2 separate regions of the Mus musculus genome follow, and region 1 is linked to region 2. The links are chromatin loops, found by intact Hi-C in ENCODE. Cell type or tissue: left cerebral cortex. All regions are shown on one strand. Each heading gives the region's core, and the rest is flanking DNA. Links, peaks and the distances in the headings are about the cores only.

The links. Peaks named below come from ENCODE experiments on the same cell type or tissue, not always from the same donor. Only the 100,000 strongest peaks of a DNase experiment are listed, where the experiment ranks them.
Region 1: it touches region 2 in a loop (9-fold over the local background); 3 of 42 quality-filtered maps call a loop at or near these places.

The regions. Positions count from the first base shown.
Region 1 is chrX:136,817,858-136,822,255 of GRCm38, reverse strand. It overlaps a transcript of Plp1 not described here. Among named protein-coding and RNA genes, the nearest start is that of Plp1, 2.7 kb to the left of the region's middle. In left cerebral cortex, for the core only: a CTCF peak has its summit at 1,774 (motif pointing right); a DNase peak (open chromatin) is centred at 1,778.
Region 2 is chrX:136,597,816-136,602,213 of GRCm38, reverse strand. It overlaps a transcript of Tceal3 not described here. Among named protein-coding and RNA genes, the nearest start is that of n-TAtgc1, 9.6 kb to the right of the region's middle. In left cerebral cortex, for the core only: a CTCF peak has its summit at 2,590 (motif pointing left); a DNase peak (open chromatin) is centred at 2,583.

The sequences.
Region 1 (4,398 bases), core at 259-4,258, 220 kb before region 2:
TGGGGAAGAAAAAAAGTCATTTAAAATAATTTCTTCAAAAGCTTTGGTTTTAGAAGAATGCAGATAGAACCAGCTGCTGATTCTATGAACAGACTGTGTGTGACCAGGCTCAAAAAAGCCAGACGTGCAATGAGAGTACATTTGGATAACAGAGATACAAAGGAGAGGGCAAGACCTGTGCCAAGGTCACAAGGGACAAAAAGGCCAGAGTGGACCATGTAGGCAATTTTCAAGGAAAATGAACTCTGAGACAAGACATTATCACAAACTGGCAAGCAGCTAGTCAAAACTCTTCCCAGGAAATAGTGTTCCCATCAGAGTGAAGATGAGGCTAAGGAGACGGAAGGAGCGTTTGGGAAAGCAGCAGTCAGAGTTGGGGGGGGGGGGAGAAAGAAAATACAGTCCTTGTCTCAAAGAGGATTCTATGAAAAAATATGGCCAAGCAGTAAAAAGAGGGGAAGTATTTGTGAACCATTTACAATGGTAAGAGTGATTTCTGACGTCTGTGAAGGAACCAAATATAAAAGGTGATGTTAGCTAGGCAAACTTTTCTAGTCCTTTCTAAAACAGGTGCACCTTAAGGAGCGCTTATGTGGTTTCTTTGTCTATCTTCTCTCTCACCTCAGAAGCCTCACACTCATAACCCTCTTGATTTAGAAGCAAGATTCTACTGCTGAATGGCTCTAAGGAAAGTTGTGGAACTTGTCATTTCTATACCTCTAAAAAATAAGGTATGTCCTCCTGAACTTGTCCTGTGGTTTTTGTCTTGAGATAAGAGACAATAGAGGAGGAAAACTGAGTAGGACCTACAACTCTGGACTCCAGAATTGTAGACTGTATGAGGCTGGTTCTAAAACAAATCTTTTGCTCTTGTACAACTTGAAAGGTAAGGGATCCTTGAACCTGCCTCATGAGGAACAGTATGGTAGGAGCTTCCCAGGGCATCCTACACTAAGGCCATGACTGACTGCTGAGGATCTTAAGACCCATGCCTTCCTAGGTCTGCTCTCCAGACACAGACTCGGCCTGTCATGGAAGTGAAGCTGTAGGTCTTCTTTATATTGACAGCCCTGGAGGAGAGGGACGATGGCAAAAAGAACTGACCCTAAACTTTGGGAATTCTGATGTGGGGAAATCAAAAAGCCAATAGCCAAAGCTGATCTATGTGTGGGGGGAATCGCTCAGGTTGACTCCTCAGATGCATCTCAGCCATTCTCAGCAGCATCTCTGGGACTGTTTATGCTACTCAGAAGGAAATAATTCCCCAGTAAACTCCCAGACACAAACTTATCTACCATATTCCCCGAGGCCTCTTTGCTCCTTTCTATCATCTCCACTGTCTTACTCTGAATTTGATTTTCTGTTCTCTTTCTCTTGTCCCTCCTTTTCTCTCTCCTCACTGATGGGGCAGATCTTTCTGTTTCTGCAATGCTCTTCTGCTAATGGCTAGGAAAGGTGCTCAGCCAGGCGATTATGTCACACCCTCCCCTGTCCCCTAAGGTTCCCAGCTCCCTCGGATCTAGTGCATTGCGGTTGCTCTGTCTATCTGACATGACAGTCTGCCTGCACAGTCCCTCTGCATCCTTCTTCTAAGCTCCTGTTACAGTCCTCAGAGGACTTTTTTTTTCCAGTCTTCAAGAATTTCCCTGACCCAAGAAAACCCCATCCACCCTACCTGTGTCTATGATTCTGCTTTCATTGGGTCTCTTAAGTGAGCTGAACAAAAAACAAGTCTCCATTCTGGCTGGGCTTCTGCAATGCCTGAACATTCCTCCAGAGGGCACCAAGAGCCTTCATGGTTGCAGTCTGCTGCCTGCTTTGGGAGCCTGTGAGGAAGAACAAAGCAGGGTTGTAGTATACCAGTAAACAGTGTGCTTCATGCAGTTCTAGCAGTAAACCAGAAAACGTGGGCCCCCTTGATCACAGCTTAGTTTAGTTGTGCAACTGTCTTCAATGAACTACAAAACATCTGGATAGTACCTCCATGTTCTCCCCTGTCATATCAGATTCTGGAAGGCCAGAAAGCAAACAAGTTTTCTTTGCTCCACTGAACCAGGGCATTGAGAAGTCCAGTGACTTGCTCCCTGAAAAGTAGATAAGCTCGTAAGTGCCTAATCTGATGGTTCACTTCTCTGAATGTTCACTTGGAAGATAGACAAGGAAACAGAGAAGGCCCAGTATGACTGAGTTCTCGGGCTCATCCAGAGCGTCTAGAGCTGAGGCTTTTCTTGTCCCATCCAATACTGTGTCATCACAGGCCAAATTTGGAAAGGCGAGTGGCTGGCTTTTACAAATTTTCACAATCCTGGCACAGAATACTGGCAGAGTGGCAGACGATGTATCAAGTGTTGTGTGTTTGCAGATAGAACTTTCCACACCCAACTTTATGCCGATTGGCTTGGCCATGCCTTTTTGGCCAAGAGAACTGAGGGCTGAGGGCCAGAGATGTCGCATTCTTTGGTCATGCACAGTGTGTGTTGTGGGGAGTGAGGGTGTTGTTCTTCTGGTAACTCAAGGAGCAATGTAAGGATGGACAGGGCTGACTTGTAAATTGTGTATTTATGTAAAAGGGAGATATGCAAATAGCTTGGGATAGAGTAAGAAAGTCGCTTAGAAGAGAAAATATTCAGATAAATAAACTCAGAACACTCAAACCTGAGAAATGCCAAATATCCAGTGGGAAGAAACCATGTAACCCACTTAGAACCCTGAAAACTTGGCTGGCTTTGCCTGGGTAGCCCTATTAGAGAGTGCAGATGTATGAAGTCTAATGACAACAAAAATAAAATTATTCCCTGGTTGTCAATAGTCACCTAACTCTATAGATATACTTATTTTTATCATTTGAGTAATGGGGTACACAGAAGTCACCTAATAGGCAAAAGACAAAAGTACCTTTAGAAAATACCTCTGTCCAGATTCATTGCTTGGAACTTGCTGGGACAATTGTTCTGCTCTGAAAGAATGCTTGAATACAGAGCCTCTTTCCTGAACAAGAATAGCAAAGGGGAGGATGGGCGAGCGAGCTTCTCTGGCTGCTATGACCCAAGTTCCTAACCCTTCATACTCCTCTAAGCAAAATATAAAGTGAATGTTTGAAATGTAGTGGGTTTTATATATCTTGATGGGCTTCAAATAAGTGGGATTCAGAAGAGACAATCGATAGAAAAGACTGCTGGGATGCTTCTTAGGTGTGGCTATAATACCAAGACTGACTGAGTTTATGTGCTATTGCAAATCCAACTCAGACTCTCAGTATTCTATGCCTATACTACTAAGTTGCATCCCTGGCCACAAGAATGCTTTTTAAAGAGTCTTTATTTTAGAAGTCTTTATAGCCAAATGTCACAATCCTTGAGCTTTGCCCACTCCAGAAAAATGTAATAACAAGATTTAATGAAATAATGAGCCAAATGTTGATAATTATTACAACTACATGAGAACATGGAGGTTTGTTCTATTATTTTCTCTCCTTTGTATATGATTAAAATATGAAGTCAGAAAAAAAAAGAAGAGTCATCACAGTTAAAATTCAGACTAAGCCAGAAACAAAAAGGAGAACCTTCCCGAGGGGGAATGTCTATTTCTGGAATGGTACACCTAGCCTGCTAAAAAATGGCTGCTTCTGGAGAAAGGGGTGGGAATTTGGAGATTAAGGGAAGCCGTTTTACTCTACATCCTTTAGCATGGCTGTGGTTGGTAATTATATGGATCTCATGCTTATTTTATTTAACTTTTCATCTGAAAACTTCCTCAATACAGCAGTCCGCAGGCCACTAAAGTCTCTTCCACGGATCTCAGGCAGCCCTCAGTACACTGGTTAGGCTGGCCCCCACTGTCCCACTTGACATTCACCCTGCCCACAACCATATTCTTATATACAGCCAATGAGGGTGCTACTGGGAGTAGGAACCCCCTGGAAACTCCCTTAGGGCACAGCTGGTTGGGGAAGGGGTGGGTGCCCTAGCTCTGCTTCTTGTAGGAGAAAACAAGCATCCATGCTATCCAAAAGGATGAAGACCCAGGAGGTAGTGTGACAGAGGCACAAAGCCTTTCTACCTCTCTATAGGGTCCACCAATACTGTGGGCTACATCTGTCCACTGCGGAATCAGCTCTAACAGTTGCCTAGGCCACTTCTTGATACCACAGCCCCGGGCAGTCTTTACAGAGATAAACCTGCCTATTCCTCCTGGTGCAACAACAGCAATGATGATAGAATTTTCTGGGCCTTTCAGAGAAACAAAGGCAAGTATCTGGCTGCATAGCCAGTTGAAGGGTCAGTCTGAGTGGTGGCACTGCAATCTAAACTTGGTGTGCTATAGAACAGAATGTCTAACCTTGAAGCTAAAGTCCCTTTCCTGGGAAACTAGGCTAACAGATAGTACGAAGAAGCAAGG
Region 2 (4,398 bases), core at 125-4,124:
TCCTTAATCATTAGAGAAATGCAAATCAAAACAACCCTGAGATTCCATCTCACACCAGTCAGAATGGCTAAGATCAAAAATTCAGGTGACAGCAGATGCTGGCGAGGATGTGGAGAAAGAGGAACACTCCTTTATAATGCCTTTTAAGATTAAATTCTGTTATAGTTAGTCTCCCCAGTGTTCCAAGATCCCAGAAGCAGCCAAGCTTAGAATCCTGTGAGAAGGCAGTAAGGAAGTTAACCTATTCAGTAACTAATTAAGCATTACAATAGACAGAGCCAGTGGCTCAACTGTTCTGCAGAAAGAGCCAGGGAATCTCACTGAGATAGAAATCTTCAGTACAGGCTACATTGCATATTAAAAGCAAGTTGGTATATTCTCCTGACAAATGAAGATTCTCCAGATACTTAAAAGTTACACTCAAATAGGAATTTAGCAAGGCCTAGGAAATTAGGGGTTTGTGATATTGCATTATTCTTGAGGTCTGACAAGAGCAGAACCCCCTGGTGCCTTCACAAGGTTCAAAGGTATAACACTAGAGTGTGAAATCCTTGCCTGTCACTAAGCTGATCCTAGGCAGGACTGCTTTATCTTTACTGTAAACATTTACCTGGTTCCTGTAAGTCCTTTCGAAGTCATTCCTTTCTTTTGTACCTGGTAACTTCAATGTACCTTGCCTGCTGTGATTTCCAACCCCTTGTATTCTCTGTACTATAAAAAGTTTGATGCTCGACCTGACAAATACATTCAGATCCTTCACAACCTCTCCTGTGTGCATCTGTCTGTCATCTCATCCAATTGCACACCTGTGACTAGAGACCCGTTCCACTCAGACATAGGGACCCAGAGGGTCTGCGGCACCTGGGTGAAGTGCTTGCCAGAACAGTATGAGGACCTAAGGTCAGATCTCCAGAATTCATGTACAGTTGTATGAGACAGTACATGTCTGTAATCCCAGAACTCCTCCAACCACACAAGCTGTGGTAACAAAATATTTCCCAGGAGCTCAGGAGACTGGTAGCTTAGCATGTGCCATAGCTAACAGGAGACAGTCCCAACAAGGAGAAAGCTGAGGACCACACCCGAGCTGTGGGGACTTCTGATCTAATGCTTTTGATCCCCTGTGACTTCTGCTCTCTCATTTTCTCGCTGTCTGGTATGGGTGAAGAGATTTCTCCTCACTGATCCTCAGTAACAAGAAATATTTTAATGGAGTAAAGAGTAATAATGAAGTAGACAAGGTGAGAGACCAGGCCTGAGTTCTAGTTGTCATGACCGTGCACAGACCTCAGGACCCTGGGCGAGTTCTTCTACTTGATGGCCTCAGAACCAGGACAAATGGGGTTCTCAGTATGGAAACAACAGAAGCACCCATGAATATGCACATGTCACCATAGCGGGTATGCATACATACACATGTATATCCTGCATCCATCCATGAGCGAGAAGGGAAAAATTGGAACATATTTTATACCTTGTTTTTAAATCAGAAGGTGTTCCTCAACTCAGCATAATAGTTCATCGAAAGCAGAGAAAATACTCATATTAAATGTAACATATAAGTTACATTTGCATATTCACACATACAACAGAATGAGATGTCATAATGCTAATATCAGAGATCATAAGAATGCTAGCCATTAATGCACATAATTTTGCTCATGATAATTATAGGCTGTACTCCTGACTAGTTTCCTACATCATTCCTGTACTCTAGGAGCATGCGTTTGCCCAGGATATTTAAAGATAAAAATGCTGGCCACAGTGACCCAGGCAACTGCAACCCTCTGCTGTGGAGATGGATTGCTGGGTGAGACTTGCTGACATCCAGCCTAGTTCCAAGTCTAGTGACAGATGTTTCCTCCAGTGCATAAATCAGAACGTGATAGAGTAAGTCACCTAATGTCCTCTTATAGCCTTCACATGAGTGTAAACCTGTACATGCATTACACACGAACAGACAGACAGACATGCAGACACACACACTCATTCATACACACACATACACACACACATTCATTCATACACACACAGGCACATGCACAGGCACTCACAGGTGCATGCACACAAAAAGAAAGCATAAACTCTTTTGAATAGAATGATTCTAGTTTTGCCTGTAAAAAGCATGAAAAATAATTGTAAAACAGACCATAAACCAGGGTGCTCTTGAAAGTCCCCAAGGTGCATAGTGCAATTCTGATGATTGAGAGATAATGAAGGTGTTTGTCAGGGAGGGATCTGGCTAGCCTTTTGGAGAGGGGTTGGAATGTTTTTGAAATGAATCTGAGTGCCAGAGAATTCAGTCCCAGTATGAATACTATATTCTTTACAAAATGCCCTGAATAATCAGACACCATATTCTCTATGAAGGAGCACTGTTTACACAGTTTGAATTGCTCACTTTACACTGAGAAGTGATGAAGTGAGTTGTTGAGTACTAGATCTGTGGTGATCCACAATCGGAACTTCTTTAGTACACCCTTGAAGCTTCCAAACACACCAGAAATACATTAACTTGGGGATATTTGCTACTGTGTAAAATAGCCCTTTTCACGAAATTGCAAGAATTTAGTTTTGCTCCCACCTAGTGGCTGTATTGAGAACTGCATCAGTGCGAGTCAGGCCTGATAAAGGAAGAGACCCTAGGCTGTAAACTGGACTTGATAGGACCTTAGTTCTGGAGTTTGGGGAATCTTTGTACCTCTCATGGAATATAAAAGTTCATGTCTTAGGCATATCTAATAGAACCCAACCCCTGTCTAAGGTGAATATAAAGTATAGACTTGATGAAGCTATAGAAGCTAGTATGAGTCTAAGCAGGAACACACACATGCAGGCACACACACAGCACACAGAGGCAAATCCATTTGTGCATCTAATTCATTTGCCCCATGAAACTGGCCACAATCAATACTGCCACTGTGTATAGAAAATATATACATGTACAAACTCTATCAAGTGTGTGTGTGTGTGTGTGTGTGTGTGTGTGTGCATGTGTGTCCCCAGTTTCTCCAAAGATAAGTAACAAGGGACTGGATGCTGCTCTTCTACTATCTGTGGCTGGCTGTGCAGAATCAGTGGTTCTGACCCTGCAGAAGAATCACAGAATAAAAAAAAAAAAACAAAACTTGACAGTCACACATTTAAGCTGAGTAATGATGGTTGAAATCAAAAGTAAATTTGAAAATTCAGTATAGTGTGTAGAGATGCAAATGATGGGGAAGGAAGAACAGGGTTTTCTCTGCACTAAACTGTGAGGGTGGGTCCACTACCATAGGGCTGAAAGTCTCTGGGGGTACAGGAGAAAATAAAGAGACTCCAGACCTATCTGAGACCTGAGATTATGTACTGGGAGATTGGGAGAGATTGGGGAACCTCCTGGCCCCAACAGTTTGATTCCCTGAGTCAGCACGCCTTGGAAATAATTTCCAATGCCAGGCAGGTCATATTTGGGAGGATAAGACAGAAGGAGGCTCTTCTCAGAGCCCAGTATCCTGGTTTGTGAAAGAGGAGTGTCAGAAAGCTTGCCTGCAGATCTTGTGGGGGTGTGGGCTTTGGTGATTATTCCTGTTTAAATATCAGTCATCCCTGTATATGTGTCAGAATGATGTTGAACTATGCATATTTTAAGAAGGACTTCTGGAGAAAGAATTGGGGCACACCTTAGCTGCAGTATCTAGACAATTGCAGCATTTTCACTTTTACTAAAACTCTCATTTGTTTCATCAGTGAAACTGGCAGTATGGCCAATGTCCTGTAGAAGAAGAAACATTTCTGAGAATATAATAAATGTGGGGTTCACATTTTATTAGGTCTTGCGCGTGCCGGACTGGCCAGCAGTAACAACGCTGCAACAGGACCTTCTGCACACGTTTATTGGGAGAGCTTGATTGCAGAGGCGAAGAGACCCCGAGCCCAGAACTGGTGCTGCTTATATAGGCCTAGGATTATATAGGCCTAGGAGAGGCGTGTCTCACACCCGGATTGGTTATGCACTACGCCTCATTTGCATGTTCCTCATCTGATTGGCTACTCTCTCTCTCTGTACCTCACAGAGCCTCATTATCATACCTCATTTGCATGTCTCACATCTGATTGGTTATATTCCCAAAGCCTCATTATCATGCCTGGGCCATGCAGTGTCTTTAAAAAACTTTACTGCATATGTACACATTGGTTTTTTTGTCCAAACTTATGCATGGTGGCCAGCAGTAGTCAGTGCCACTCTGCAACGGCACATGTGGCTTCCCACAATTAGGTAAATGTAGAGAATATCATTCTTCTGGAAATTTTGCTACAATTTGTATTTGGATAGAAGAGCTTACATCTGAAAATTCTTCATCAGCTAACATATACTATTTTAAATGGCTAGTTTTCACCATAACTAGTTTGGGTATG